2 separate regions of the Homo sapiens genome follow, and region 2 is linked to region 1. A link is a loop called in an ENCODE intact Hi-C map of the cell type or tissue named here. Cell type or tissue: endothelial cell of umbilical vein. All regions are shown on one strand.

Region 1 (8,000 bases):
CTAGCCTACATTAAACATCACGAAACAATTATATCTTCTCAAAAAATAGAACTCAATGTTGTGGTTGTCACTTTTCTATTTTTACTAAGTTTATTAAGAATTCTATTAATTAAGCACTAGCTATTTTTCACAGAGCTAGTAAGAATATTGTATACAAAAAAATGCTGGACTCTACGTGGTATGATCAGTGAAGTCCTGCACCAACTGTCCTGGGAATTTAAATAATCCCTACAGGCTGATGAGGTGGTTGAGTTAATTCCCACACTAGAAAAGTGCCTTCCTTGAATATCTGACTTCTGAGATATTTTCCAACATAAAACAACTAAGAATGAGACCTACACTGTCAAAGGTTAACTCTGTTTTTCTGGTACCTAACATATATGTCTTCTCGATCAAAAGGGCTTCATTTTAAAGATATAGCTCTATTATGTTCAAAAATTTAACAGAATATAAATAGTAAAATTTGTATAAGGTACAACCTGGAGTTGACATTTAAAATTTCTAAATGTGGTGCCTTGTGTAGCTCTGCCAAAACAAGTTATCATGAGGGGGAAACGTTTCAGAATATGAAAAAATACAAGAACTTGCCTTTTCATATATAAGCACCTAAGTATCATGTTGCTTAATACTAAAGAAATTTTAAGAGACTCACTTTCCATGAGTGATGATAAAAGAAACTATCATGTTCATAAATGTATTAACAATGTTTATCTGAAATAAACATCTCAACTCATGGGAGTTTTTCATGACTTACATGAGTTGAATCCACTAGATGTTTCCAATGGCCATATTCCAAGGGCTTCTAAATTGTTAGGTCTAAGATATCTACCAAGCCCTCAAAGGTCCATGAAGGAAGATTTAATGATTACCCAGGGGTCTTATTCATGATGTCCTTCTTCTCTGTCCTTCTACTAATATGCTGCCTTTAATATAGTTCCCTGAAGCTACACAGGAAAAAAAGGTAAAAATATAAGAGCCTCTTCTTCAAAAGTCACTGAGAATGCAAGAGTTTGTAATGGGAAGCTCAAGATAAAGAAATCATTTTCTTTCAGTCATCATCTCTAGCTATAGGATAGGAGATGGAATCTTTTTAATAGAACAGAAACAGCAGGAAAGGAAGTGAAGGTGGTTTACTAACATAAACGTATGCCAAAGGGAATAAACCAAAACAAAAAAAAAAAAAAACTCTGCACTAACACAATAAGAGCGAGCCAGGAATTCAGAATCTAACAGTTCTACAGTCCTTTTCACTGTAGACATTAAGACAATTTAATTGAAGAATATTTTTCAATCTGTGAATCTAAGAAGTTTGTCCTTGTACATCACCTTGCCTATATTTTCTTTGGTGATTATATCCTTTGCTTTCCCATAACAGGCCTTGGTATGCTGCTTAAAATAATATTTGGGGCTTTATTTGCCATCCTTTTGAATGAGACATGTTGATTTTATTAAAGCAAGTTGGGTCTGCATTCTTTCTTTACTATTATTACAGGTAGACTTGACAGACACAGGACCTTTGTTTTAAAATGCTCTGCTCTGGAGGAAACCTTGTTAAATAAGTTCCATTTTACCTGCTGGGCAGTTACATTCTGAAGGTGCTTCTCTTGCGATTCTTATTTTAGCCATATGTTCATAGGATTTCTGTAGGAAAAGAAGAGTTATTAATAATCATCAGTAGCACTGTAGAGGGATGGAGTCTTTAGGGACTCTGGCCATACGCCTGATTTACCGGCATTTCATAACCTGCATAACTAACATTTACATATGTACTTGGACTCTAGTCAAGAAAGTAACCATGCCTAAGTCCTAAAAAAAGAAAATGACCACTGATAGGGTATCAAGATTGCTGGACTTGTATAACATCTTTCTCCATTCTTCTCTACCACCACTCTCTCCCTCAGCTCAAGCATATGCAGTCAATGTAAAAACCTAGCACTAAAATGTTGCAGTATTAGGTAAGCTGTGGCTTACCAATAACAGCCAATATTTTATACATGAAGGTCAACTGCTTTATTTATCATGCTAGGCTGCAACTACTGCCAAATAGGCTCCCGGCTAGGGTAAGGTTCCAGAAAACCCCCTTACTCTAGTCTAAAGGTACCCTTACACATAACATAGATTCCTCTCAACTCTCAATTCCAAGGGCTCTGCATTCATAAATACCCCGGCACTGCATCCTTTACCAAAAATAAAGCTACTTTAAAAAAAAAAAGTTTAAACTTTTAATATGAAAAGATTCAACGTGTGAAATTATTGATTTTAAATTATATATGACATTATTTTACATTTAAGAGTGATTACCTTTTTTATATATTAATAACATCTATGACCCTAACCATCTTACAACATGTAAAAGATTTAACAGATGCTATCTCTGCAAGAAATATTCTCTCCACAATTGGGTTTGACTTAGGACAACTAAAAAGAGATAAAATGCCCTTTCCGAACCCTTTTAGACCTTCCTATGTGTTTAACACGCAAACATTAAGAGAGAGTGAGGGAAGATTAGAGATAGGGATGGGGACATCAAGGGATGTGCACATATAAATATATGCTACAGTGAGCATAGATCCTTGGCCAACACATGCACGCGCGCGCACACACACAGCCACACCAAGTATGGGTACAGTAAGGGTAGCGGCTAGTCATGCACACAGAGTCACGCTTGTACAAGATGTTACCCACGTGCAAAATACCCCAGCCTCTCACACCTGAGCCAGAAGTCGCTCCACTTTCTCTTGCACCATAGTCTTGAGGTGATCCAGGGTATCAGGCAGCAGATGAATGGAAGGGGCCCCTTTGGCGGATTCGAGAGCGGCGATCCTCGCCTGGAGGTCGTTGGTTTTCACACCCAGGTACAGGCAAGACACCACGGCCACCACTGACAGGAGGGCCGCCAGGACGGCACACGGGGGCATGGTCCGGGCACAATGCTGTTCGGCAGGGGTCGGGTCCTCGGATCTGGGCTCCCGGCCCCCTCCTTTCCCTGCGTGCTTCTTCAGCAGCATCGTGGCGGGGTCGGCCGTCTCGGCTTCGCTTCCCACCCTCTACACCTCAAATAATCCTAAAAGGAAAGAAAAAGGTCGATTCCTCCAAAGTTCAGTCCCTGTGGCTGCACAACTAGTTGGTGGAGTCAAGCCCACGAGCGGATACGGACCCCTGCCTTGCTCAGCGTCCAGACCCGCAGGCGTGCACCATCCCCGCTTTCTTCTCTCCTCCCAGCTGGAAGTGAAAAGCACCCTCCGTCCGGGGACTGGGTGGCGGTGGGGTAAAAAGCAAGACGAAACCCACCCAGACAGCTCTTCCGACTCCCAGAGGACCGACACCTCTTTCGAGGGCCCCAACAGTGGCCGCTCAGGGTCCGAGGGCAACGGCCGAGGCGCCACGCGGGGCCGCGGCTCGCCCTGGCCACGGAGGACCGGACCTGTTGCGCCTCTGTGAGTTTGCCTTATTTCTACCTACTCGGTGTCTTTCGGCACGCCGACCTGTTTCCCACCTGCATTCAGTTCAAGGCAAAAAGGCTGTGAGAGCACGCTACAGCGCAGCGCGAAAGGGGCGACTAAGGTGGAGAAGAGAGAGGAAAACGAAATAAACCCAAGGAACCAATGCTACTCGCGAAGCCGAAGTCGCGGCTGCCCGAAGGATCTCCGCAGCCCCGCGTGCGCGATCCTTAAATACCCTTCGCGATGCTCGCGTGAGTGTGTGTGTGAGTGTGTGAGTGCGCGCGCGCTCCGAGCACGACGTCCCTCCCCCGACCCCCTCCCGGCGCCCGGCGTCCGGCCTGCCGCTCCCGCTGCTGCGCGCCCCCCTTCCGAAGGCAAAGCAGGAGCCCGCCTTATTATCATAATGTATTCACCTTGGCCCAGCCCGCGGGCCGGCCCGGGGAACCCCCAAGGGAGGCGGGAAGCTTGGGTGGGAGCGGGGCAGGAGGTCTGTTATTAGCATAATGTATGCAAATAGCTGGAGCGGCCACCGTGATTGGAGAGGAGCCTGGCGACCCCTCCCCCTGCGCGGAGTAACTTCAGCATCTCCGAGGGCCACCTCTCTGGCCTGGGCCGGGGCCGAAGCGGGGTCGGCTGCGCAAGAGGCGGCAACTTTGGCTTATACTGACTCAGCCCAGCGCCCCCTTTTTATCCCACATAAAAATGGAGAAATGGCCTCCGGGAGGAAGATGTGAAGCGGCACGCTCTATCTCTACTGATCTTCACTCAAAAGCAGCCGCAGGAGCTGTTGCTATCTCGCTGTGGTGCAGCGCTTTTCCCTCCTCCCTCACTTTCCCACATGCCCAGAGGCAAAGTGTCTGGCCGACGTCTGAGGTACATTTCCCCACTTCCCTTCTCTTCCCACTGCAGCCCTCAGATTGTCCAACGAGGGGAAGTTTTCCTTCCCCTCCCCCAGTTTCCTTGTCTTGACGGCACTGAGTCTCCTCCCAGCTCTGTATTCCTAGTCTGTACTAGGGTGCTAATGTGTTTTCCTGATTCCCTGTTTTGCGGGATTGGAAAAGGGAGTGTTGAGGTATACACATTTCTCAGGATTTAGGAAAGGAATGAAGAATGAAGTCAGTTTTTCCTTTTACCTGACTCTTAATGCTGTTCTCTCTGGATCAAATTACAAGGTCTCTAATGGGATTTTGGAAAGTTGGTAACAAGTAGCATTTGACATCTAATTGACTTTGGGGAAAACAGAAATCCCACCTCTTATTCCAAAGAGTTCCTTCTTATCTCCCTATAAAAAAAAAAACCATATATTTTTCCTATTCTCCTTAATTAAGCTAACCTGAAGTCGTTGCTTACTATTGTAAACAGTCAACAAAATACTTCACTAAGTTGGTCTTTCACATGTGTAAACGGATATTGCTAGGTGTGAAGCAAGGTAAGGAAATAACAGCATTAGAGGAAGAAAGAGACTAACATTGGAGGAAAACTCAATGAATTTGGCTATAAAGTCAAAACCATAATTCATTTGTATTACACAGTGGTTCTCAAAGGATGGTCCTAGACCAATAACATCAGCATCACCTGAGAACTTGGACATTAAAATTCTAGGTTCCTACCACAGATCTGAATCAGAAACTGCTACTACCACTACTGAAATAATAATTTTAAAAAAAACAGCAATCTGTGTTTTAACAAGCCCTCCAAATGATTTTGATATATACTACTAAAGTTTGAGAACCACTGGTATAATACTTTCCAAAATATTTTCAAATACTTTTTGTATTTGAACCTCATAACCCTGCGATGTGAGGATTTACTGTTCCTCTTTTAAATATAAACAACGTTTTTAAATAAATTTTAAAACAGATAAATTTCAAGTCACATTTAATTGTGATTAAACATGTTTCCAATAACAGGACCCAAATAATGGGTACAAATATTTTAATGTACAAACTCTTTCTGTAACCTCTAGCTGTTCCTTAGTCTCATTTGCAGGCTTTTCCTCTTTCATTTCTCTGAAAGTTGGTGCTCCTTGGGTCTCTGTCTATTCCATCTTCTCTGTATACTCTCTCCAGTAGAGTTCCCATTACACTGATGAGTCATAAATTCATATCAAAAGCCCAAACCTCTCTCCTGAACCTCAGATCCATATAGCCAGTTGCCTCTTTGTCATCTCCGTTTGGATGTCTCACTCTCATTTCCAATGTAACCTGCAGCTTACCTCCAAATTCTGTCTGCTTCCTCTGTTTCCCATCTCAGCCAATGGAGTTGCCATCCATCCAGTCTCCCCAAGCCAAAATACCCAGTTGCCGGCCCTGACTTCTCCCTTGCCCTCCTCTCCTCATCTATTTAGAGTCCTTCAATAATTCTGGTTGTCCTTAGGACAAAGATCTTACATCTTTCAACCCCCACAACAAAGCCCCCTGTCTACCATCTCACTAGCCTCATTGCTCATTCTTCCTCTCAAACTCTCCACATCAGTTTCTCTGAAGTATGGAGACAATGAGAATAAAGAGCTTTTTCTTTTGGACAACATACCACTCTTAAAATTTCAGTAGAAAAGCCATTTTCTGTCTTGACTGATGCCTACAGTAGGTTACACATTTAATTTGGATGATGCAATGTTCTTATAGCATGCTTTGTGTAAATTGGCCATGAGAAGGTACATTAACAACTCTGGCAAGCCTTCAGCACTATTAGATCTTAGTAGAGAGATAGAGTTGGAATTTTGTGGCTTTGAGATCTTTATCCAGAGGATTAGATTTGCTTTATGTCTTTGGTGGGCACAATACCTCAGAAATTTACCAGCCATTAGCGCTAAGATTTCAAAACCTGGTAGACTCTCTGCATCAAGCACAGAGAACGTGTGGATCAACAAAGCTCTGAGGATTTGAACGCATGCTGTTCTGTAGATTGATCAAAGCATAGTTATTTTGGTTCCCATGTGGAGGCTTCCAAAAAAGTAAAAATAGTACTAAAAATGCTATAGTCTAGCTGACTCCAATTTGCCTGACTAATATCAATGGTATTAATAGTAAAATGCAAACAGCTGGCTATAGGACAGGTATGCAGTGGGAAGAATAATGGACACCCAAAGATGTCCATGTCCTAATCTCCAAAACAGTGAATGTGTTACCTTGCATGCTGAAACAGATTGGCAGATATGATTCAGTTAAAGATCTGGAAGTGGGGAGATTTTCTTCAGTTATGTTGGTGGGCCCAGCGTAGCACAAGGGACCTTCTAAGTGGGAGGGAGGGTCTCAGAGTGAGAGGCAATGTAACAACAAAAGCAGAGGTGAGAGTGATGTGAATACTGGTGTAGAAGATGGAAGGGAGTCACAAATCAAGGAATATAAGCAACTTCCAGAAGTTGCAAAAGATGAGGAACAAGTTCTCCTCTACAGCCTAGAGAAAGAACACAGCCCTGCCAACACCTTGATTGTAGGACCTCTGGCTATCAGAACTATAATTAATGTTTGTATTGTTTTAAACCACTAATTTGTGATAATTTGTTACAAGAGCAAAGGAAACCAATATCATCGCAATCACAGGAAATCAATGTTCATCTGCTACAGCATAAGTGATATTGGAACCACCATAATGCCCTATAACTCAAGCAGGCCCTGTAGTAACAAAGCCCTGTCTGTCAAATGTTTATACATTTCTATTTCATTGATATGCCCACTGGGAAAGGATCAGAGAGATATGCCCTCTCTCATGTCATGTAAAATTAGGATGCCCTTTATGAAGGCATATTAAACTGAATAAAATAATTTGTTTCCTTGATTCCTCCCATTAATGCAACTCAAAAACAATAAATCATCCAAGCTGTACAGTCACTGTCATCTCTCCTCCCTACTAATGCTAGCCTAGCCAGGATCCTGACCCAGGACTCAGCATTGCTACTGCTTGTTTTGTTTATTTATTTATTTATTTATTTTGAGAGTGCATCTCACTCTGTTGCCCAGGCTGGAGTCCAGTGGCATGGTCATGGCTCACTCCAGCCTGGACCACCTGGGTTCAAATGATCCTCCCACCTCAGCCTCCTGGGTAGCTGGGACCACAGGTAATCACCAGGCTAATTTTTTATTTTTTGTAGAGATAGGGTCTCACTGTGTTGTCCAGGCTGGCCTCGAACTCCTGGACTCAAGTGATCCTCCTGCCTTGGCTTTCCAAAGTGGTGGGATTACAGGCATAAGCCACTGCACCCAGCCCACCACTAGTACTATTGTTACCAATCTCCATGCCAGAAAAAATGAAATAAAGACTAATGACAGAGAGGCACATCAGGAAGTTTAATAAAGAAAGCACCTGGAGAAAGAGCAAGAAAAGATAAAGCAGAAAATTGAGACAGAAGAAAGGAGCTTTTTAAGTGGGTAAAAGTGTTCATTTTTAAAAAAGAAAAAGACATAATCCACTCCTGTATACCTCTAAGAGGCTAATCTTTAAAGGAGATAAAGCATAGAAGTGAGGAACTAACGTATATTAAAATTTCTGATGGTTTATGTGTATTTAGAAAGATTATCTGCCCAAAGTAAACAGCTGAGATAATCATGGTATGCT
Region 2 (8,000 bases), 420 kb before region 1:
AATAAGTTGGGTAGAGCACCAATTATTTCAGAGTTACTTTAATCCGTTTTTTTTCCCCTCAGGTATTATACATATTTCTTCTCTCATTTCACAGATATTCCACATTCTCCATCTCTCCATCTGTTCACTCACTATCTCAAGTTAGATAGCATGTTAGGTTTTTACTTTTGTTATCAGTGAGAACAACAAGATGACAAAGTCAATTGGGATTCCTCACATTGGTGCTGAGGATAGATAGTGTGTGGAAGGGAATGAATGAAGGCAACCAAGAGACAGATCTGAGATCACTGCTGCTTGCAAAGTTAGTGCCTAACTCATGGGCAAGGACTTCATGACTAAAACACCAAAAGCAATGGCAACAAAAGCCAAAATGGACAAATGGGATCTAATTAAACTAAAGAGCTTCTGCACGGCAAAAGAAACTACCACCAGAGTGAACAGGCAACCTACAGAATGGGAGAAAATTTTTGCAATCCACTCATCTGACAAAGGGCTAATATGCAGAATCTACAAAGAACTCAAACAAATTTACAAGAAAAAAACAAATAACCCCATCAAAAAGTGGGCAAAGGACATGAACAGACACTTCTCAAAAGAAGACATTTATGCAGCCAACAGACACATGAAAAAATGTTCATCATCACTGGTCATTAGAGAAATGAAAATCAAAACCACAATGAGATACCATCTCATGCTAGTTAGAATGGCAATCATTAAAAAGTCAGGAAACAGCACATGCTGGAGAGGATGTGGAGAAATAGGAATGCTTTTACACTGTTGGTGGGACTGTAAATTGGTTCAACCATTGTGGAAGACAGTGTGGCGACTCCTCAAGGATCTAGAACTAGAATTACCATTTGACACAGCAATCTCATTACTGGGTATATACCCAAAAGATTATAAATCATGCTACTATAAAGGCACATGCACACATATGTTTATTGTGGCACTATTCACAATAGCAAAGACTTGGAACCAACCCAAATGTCCATCAATGAGAGACTGGATTAAGAAAATGTGGCACATATACACCATGGAATACTATGCCGCCATAAAAAAGGATGAGTTCATGTCCTTTGCAAGGACATAGATAAAGCTGGAAACCATCATTCTCAGCAAACTATCATAAGGACAGAAAACCAAACACCGCACATTCTCACTCATAGGTGGGAAATGAACAATGAGATCACTTGGACACAGGGCGGGGAACACCACACACCGGGGCCTGTCAGCGGGTGGAGGGCTGGGGGAGGGATAGCGTTAGGAGAAATACCTAATGTAAATGATAAGTTGATGGGTGCAGCAAACCAACATGGACATGTATACCTATGTATCAAACCTGCAGGGTATGCACATGTACCCTAGAACTTAAAGTATAAAAAAAAAAAAAGTTAGTGCCTAACTAAGGTGAGAGAGAATAGTAAAAAGAAGGAAGAAAAGGATGAGGAGAAGGAGTAGTGAGGAATTCAGGGAGGGAGGGAAGGAGAGGGAGAGAGGAAGACAAGAGGAGAGAGAAATAATAGAGAGGAACAGGCATTTAAAAATGTTCTCCTCCTTTCCACATTACCGTAAAAATTAAATCCAGATTTAATCTGTTCTCTTTGTTTTTGTTGTTTTCTGTTGTTCTGTTTTGTTTTTATGTGTCCTGGAAATCTCCAACTAGATCTACTCTTGGGACAAACAGAATAATCTAAACAATGTATTATCTAACCCTTAAAATCAGTACAGAACTATGATTTAATCAAAACCTGGGGATAAAATATATATAACATTATTTATCAGAACCCTTAAGACAATCCAAAATTTTAATTACTAATACATAGTAGCTGGCATCCTGTTCTGTTCCCCAAGCCACATGCTAACCAGTGACTGAATAGGTTGTCCACAATACAGATATCTCAGCCCTGTTGGTGTTATTATAGCATAGGACTAATGCAGCTTCAAATTCCAAAATGAAGACAAATTTGGTCTAATTTTCTGGTCTTCTCCTGGATATTGCATCTGATTTCTTCCTGAATTGTTTCATGAGTTTTATCCTTTGGTTATTCTTAACATTAATTAATAGCTCACCATCAATGAGTTAAAAAACCAGGTCTCAAAACTAAGACTACAGCACATTTCCCTTTGTTGACCTGGTAGAAAAGATGAATAATAGAATAGCTGTGATTTTGGCAACTAACCTGGGGTTCAGTTAGGAAAGAAGAAATGCTATTAATTCAGGATAAAGCACAGTGTAGGCCTGACAGTAAACTGCTGGGAGCAGCCGCAAGCTGAAAATCTGACACAGGCTGCTAATTTGAACAAAAGATTTAAACAGCCAGGGCGCATTCAGATACAGAAGCAAGTCTGTGGAGAATAACTATAGCTGAAATCAGAGGTGTATCTTCACATGACCAACTACGGAGGGCCTCATCATCTCACACTGATCTTTCCATTTAGGCAGTCATAACTTCAATCTTGTAGTATAAGCTCAGTGACTATCAGCTACAGTACCTAATGTGCACTATATTTGAAACAGGATCCTGTTTCTGCATGAAACAAAAAGTTCCATTGTCAATTAGTGTATGAGCATTAAACCTCTCTCTCTCTCCTTTCCTCTTGTGTCCATAAACTGGCTATATGTACACACAGAAATGATGTAAACTACAGAAGATTTAGCTATAGGAAAGTGGGTCCTATTCATTCTATATAAGATAGATACCTTTAAGGTAAGATTTTTGACTGAAGCCACTTCTCCTCAACTCCTTTGCTATTACTTTTAAAAAATTCAAATAGTCTACTGAGATAGCAGCTTAAATACTGTCTTCTGGCCAAAAAACAAAAAACTAACAAATAAAAAAAAAAACAACACATGAACAACTACCATCTCTAGAAGCCACAAGGGAAACAAACAAAAACTGGTCTTCTATTTTACAGAAAGGCAAGGCAAAGCTGGAAAATTCCTTAGGAACATGACATTTCTGAAATCTAACAATGACCATCAAAGGTCTCATTAAGTCTTAGAATTCAATAATAAAATCTTGACTGACTTTTCTTCAAACACATATGTAATACATAGCAAGAAAGTATTTCAGGTGACCTTATTTTATCTTCTAAAATGGTTATTGGGACAGTTCACCTAACACTCTTTTGCCAATTTACATAATGATGAGAAGAATCAACAAATACTTAGATGGGATTACTAGTCAATGTAAGAAAGGAGGAGACAGCTTCATTCATACAGAAATGACTCATCAGGTGTTTCTCTATAAACTTGCAGAATTTACCGTCTGCTAAATGGAATGGTGGCCGGAATGTCCTGACTGATTAGCTGTTGCCCATAGAAAAATCTCTGGTTTTTTCATTTTACCATTTGTTTTATTTTTATAAGTCATTATCAATTAAAGGAGTAAAAAAATTACTTTTTAACCCCTCTAAAAAAACCTCTAGTATACCAGGTTAAAGCAGGTAATATTTTCCATGATATTTATTACCCCCGAGAAGATCCAGTTTTCATTGCCCAATAAATAGTACAGCAGGGCTTAAAAAATATGTGCTGATCTGCCTGGGTGCCAAAAGCATCACCAATAATCTTGATTAACGTGTCTTGACACTGAATGCATTAGCCACATAATATTCCTCTTGCTTAAAGGCTAATTAGAATTCAAGGCAGCATGATACCTGCTTTTGAGGATTACAGTAAGAACATTTGTTGTAATAAGAACCACCAGGCAGCCAGTTTTGGTAATGATTGATACGTAAAATTATTGAGGGGAAAAAAGAATGAGAAAGTAGAGTCTGCCCCCAAAACATTTATTTCCCGTAAGGATCAAATTTTAGTGTAAATTAAAACATCTTGGTGGCACTGATGAAAATGAACTATAATAGCAGGTTTATTTAAAATCCAGAAAACATACCTTTCTGACTTTTTTTTTCTTAACTGGCTTACATCATGAAAGCATATTCCTTGTATTTATTGGAGGTTTCATTCTTGCAGCTAAAAATCTCTGATTTCTGGTTATGTGAGTTTCCTAATTTGACTCTCCAATTATTCAACTTCTCAGATGAACTTTGTGCAGACAGGAAATAATTATAAGTAACGATAACACAATGTTATTCGTTTAACCGGTACTCCATTTCCTTTTTCTCTTTTAGGAATTCATTTCACATCCTATGTTGCTTCAGAAGTTTTTCTCTGCTATTTTTAAAATGTGATCTGATGTTTGTGAGGAAGGAACCTCATCTCTGGTGGATTTAGAAGATAAGCTTCTATTAGATTACTGAGCACTGTACTTAATCCTAGGAATGCCAGAGTAAATGCTTCTGCCACCTGTAAAAGCTAGTCTTTATATAATTTAGTGGCAAGAATGATTTCATATGCTGGGATATAAAGAGTTAGTTACTGTCTCATACCCTCCTAGTCCCCAAGTTCTTGATCTTAATGTCAAATTTTCACTAATGTGGAAGCCAGAACAAAAATATCAAGCTTTGAAGCATGATACTACTGTGAAAATGTATTTGCCACTAAAATGATTTCATATGTTTTTTACTGTATTACACCTCCCTTGCTCCATGTTTTTTTTTCCCCCAATTTGCTTTCTGAATATGGTGAAATAAACTGATGGTATATGGGTTTTTTTTGTTGTTGTTCTTCTTGAGATGGAGTCTCACTCTGTTGCCCAGGCAGGAATGCAGTGGCATGATCCCGGCTCACTGCAGCCTCCACCTCCCAGGTTCAAGTGATTCTCCTGCCTCAGCCTCCTAAGTAACTGGGACTACAGGCATGCGCCACCACACTCGGGTATTTTTGTATTTTTAGTAGAGATGTGGTTTCACCATGTTGGCCAGGCTGGTCTCGAACTCCTGACCTCAAGTGATCCACCCGCCTCGGCCTCCCAAAGTGCTGGGATTACAGGCGTGAGCCACCGTGCCCGGCCTGGTGGTACATGTTGAAAGAAGGAAAAGCAAGTGCTGAAAATCTATATTTATTTATTTATTTTTATTTATTTATTTTTTTGAGATGGAGTCTTGCTCCATCGCCCAGGCTGGAGCGCAGTGGCATGATCTTGGCTCACTGCAACCTGTGCCTCCCAGGTTCAAGCAATTCTCTTGTCTCAGCCTCCCCACTAGCTGGGACTACAACTGCCTGCCACCACGCCCAGCTAATTTTTGTATTTTTAGTAGAGATGGGGTTTCACCTTGTTGGTCAGGCTGGTCTCAAACTCCTGACCTCAGGTGATCCACCCGCCTTGGCCTCCCAAAGTGCTGGGATTACAGGTTTGAGCCATTGCACCTGGCCTAAAAATCTATATTTATGAAAAATGTCTTGGGTTAGGTAACATTGACTGGAGCCTGGAGAATTTCCATCATTACATGTCAAGGTTTGCTTTTACTTTTCCTGTGAACAGAACCAGGAAGAAGAACATTGACAGTGCCATGTCCTATCCCCATAACACTGTGGTTCTTCATCCTTTGTTCCTGGGATACATTTGGGTAATAGGAAAAGGGTATAGTGTGATGTCATGTTTGGAGAAAAAGCAGGTGATCCTGACTGCTCTTAAAGTAACATCCACTCATCGCTGCAAAGGAGTTTTCAGAATTTATATTTACTAACCTACAGAGTATACATGGCTTTACATCCTATAGGTTAAAATTACATGAGGAAAAATTGTATAGAACATGTGTGTAACCAATGTTTCCAATATTTTGAGCTGCCCCAAAAGAAAGAGATAACAATAATCAAAACCGACACAGCATTTACTACATGCTTGGCAATATTTTAGGAACTTTACATGTATTAGTGCATTTAATTTTCACAACAGCTCTCTGAGTTATGGTCAATGAGTCCCATCTTATGAGGAAACTGAAGTACAGACAGATGATAGAAGTTGCCCCACATTATGTTATTGATAAGGGGCGGACAAGGATCTGCACATTGGTGGTCTGTTATGAAGTCTGCTCTATCCTGCTTACTGCTAGGGCAACATAACCATAGAAAGGGGGTAAGTAATGTATTTACATTTTTCAAAATAAGTGTAGAGAGCAAAGCCTAAGAAAATAGGAACTTAGAATCTTACTCTTTTATGTGATATCAGAAAAGCTGGTTACAATAATTTTACCCATTAAAAATATGTGAAAGCTTGTTTCAGAAACTAATTTTCTGGGCTCAAATCTTATTCCAGAAGATCAATGTCTACATGGTACATTGTACATAATTTAATTTTCCCAGTTGAACATCGTGACACTATATGAACCATGAATGCACGAAATAGGAATTCCAAATGTCTTCCATATGGTAAGAGGACTTTTGGATACTTCTGCAGGAAGCTTAAGAGTAGCTCGAAATTAAGTTATGCCTGTTCTCAGTGACTTTTATTATGTATGCCTAAGGTATTAGCACTTTTCTCTGAGTGGGACCTTGAGGTGATAGATAGATGAGTCTGCTGTCTGTATTTAGGCACTTGGCTCATTTCCTGAGAGCTGTGGAAGGCATGTGGATGCTCATTAAGTTTCCAACCATTCCCCGAGAGCAACAGCTGGTGAATCAAAGCTTCCCTGGTATGTCATGACTGGTTTCCTCAAAGTCTTGGAAATAATGGATGGCATTCACATGCTCTCTGTAGCACCAACAGATAAGAAGGAGATGAATAGCAACAGGAAGCATTTCCAAAGCATAAAGAAACACACAGGTCTAGGAAGATTATGAGTAATGCGCTTGCTACCACACATTCTATATCCATATATGGTGGTTTCATCTTTTAAATACTGCTACTCGTTCAAACTATGAAATCATAGTTAACTGTCCTGTGGTGGCTACCTAATAGAAGAAATGTAAATTAAAGGAAAAAAGAACATTCTAAGTTAAGAAAACTATGTCATAAAATTTAAGCCTTTAGCTCTACATTTATAAATATCCAATGACCACTAATAGTTGTGACGTATCTTTAAATTGTCTCCTTTTCAAAATTACTAATTTATAGTGAGCACTGACTACATTATAAGGAAAGTGTATCTCCCACATCCTGATTAGAGAAGACAAAGCTTATTAAACCAAAAATAGAGCCTAAGATTTAAATCAAATACCAGATAGTTACCCAACAGTACTTGATAATTATGTAGAAGAGTATGTCTACATACTCTTGATGAAAAGAGTTTTTGTCAATTAATAGCTTCTTTTCACTATAGTCAGCAGTCAAGGAGAGAAAAACAAAAGAAAATATCAGAGCTACCTGACCTCGACAAACTCCATCTGGCCATTTCCTAAGACCTGAGGAATAAAAGCATTTGCTAGAGGTGGCAAATCGTTTAACATCCCTCCCAACTTCAAAAAGCTCAAAACATTCTGACTAGTCCACAGATGACTAGGCAAATTCCGAGGGTCCAGTGGGATATTTTTGTGATGGAGGATATAAGACTAAAGTAAGATGATAAATAGTATAATCAAAATTGCTTTTTTTTTTTTTGCCTTTGGAGGGAGATAATCAATTCCACATTCTCAAGTACTCTCTCTCTCCAAGAAAGTGCTTCAAGTTCAGGAGAAGGGACAACTAGATTTCAAAGCACGGAGGTTCCTGCAAGAGAAGCTGGTACCCCGATAACCTACAAGCACTTACTGCAGCAACCTGCTTCAGCCCTTCCTTTTAAATGCCTTCCCCTTTATTTATAATGCTACAAGGTTATTTTTGATTAATGCTGAGTATCACTTTCTTATCACTTTAAATAAATAGTTTTTAAATTTTTATGATCTTCCCATTATTTGTAAAAAGCCATCTTTGTGTGTGTGTGTGTTACTAAGAAATGCCATAATTTAACTCTATAATATGAAACCACCTATTAATTTGTGAAGTTATTTTTGCTAAATATCAAATGATAAGGAAGTGACTTCAACTGTTTAGTAAACTGTTGTCATAGAGTGTTACTTTTTCACCAAAGAAGCCAAAGACTAAAAATCTATTAAAAGGACATATCTGAACTTTTATGATACTAATCTAGAAACATCAAACAAAAAGATAGAACTAAAA

The links. Hi-C counts contacts between places; a loop is a spot of excess contacts. Peaks named below come from ENCODE experiments on the same cell type or tissue, not always from the same donor. Only the 100,000 strongest peaks of a DNase experiment are listed, where the experiment ranks them.
Region 2: a loop joins it to region 1, with 3 times the contacts of the local background. A loop is called at or near these places in 2 of 110 quality-filtered maps.

The regions. Positions count from the first base shown.
Region 1 is chr4:109,299,012-109,307,011 of GRCh38, forward strand. COL25A1 (collagen type XXV alpha 1 chain) reads right to left here and starts at 3,647. Exons shown (of 38, transcript NM_198721.4): 1 at 3,158-3,647; 2 at 2,712-3,064; 3 at 1,572-1,641. The coding sequence starts at 3,008. It overlaps COL25A1-DT (COL25A1 divergent transcript), which reads left to right and starts at 4,024. Exons shown (of 3, transcript NR_160939.1): 1 at 4,024-4,316. RefSeq lists an enhancer at 3,719-4,501. In endothelial cell of umbilical vein, no CTCF peak of the experiment used is centred here; a DNase peak (open chromatin) is centred at 3,810; H3K4me3 peaks cover 1,252 bases; H3K27me3 peaks cover 2,173 bases.
Region 2 is chr4:108,874,831-108,882,830 of GRCh38, forward strand. All of the region lies in intron 19 of COL25A1 (collagen type XXV alpha 1 chain), which reads right to left. Among named protein-coding and RNA genes, the nearest start is that of ETNPPL, 120 kb to the left of the region's middle. In endothelial cell of umbilical vein, no CTCF peak of the experiment used is centred here; DNase peaks (open chromatin) are centred at 4,171 and 6,551; H3K27ac peaks cover 2,803 bases; H3K27me3 peaks cover 633 bases.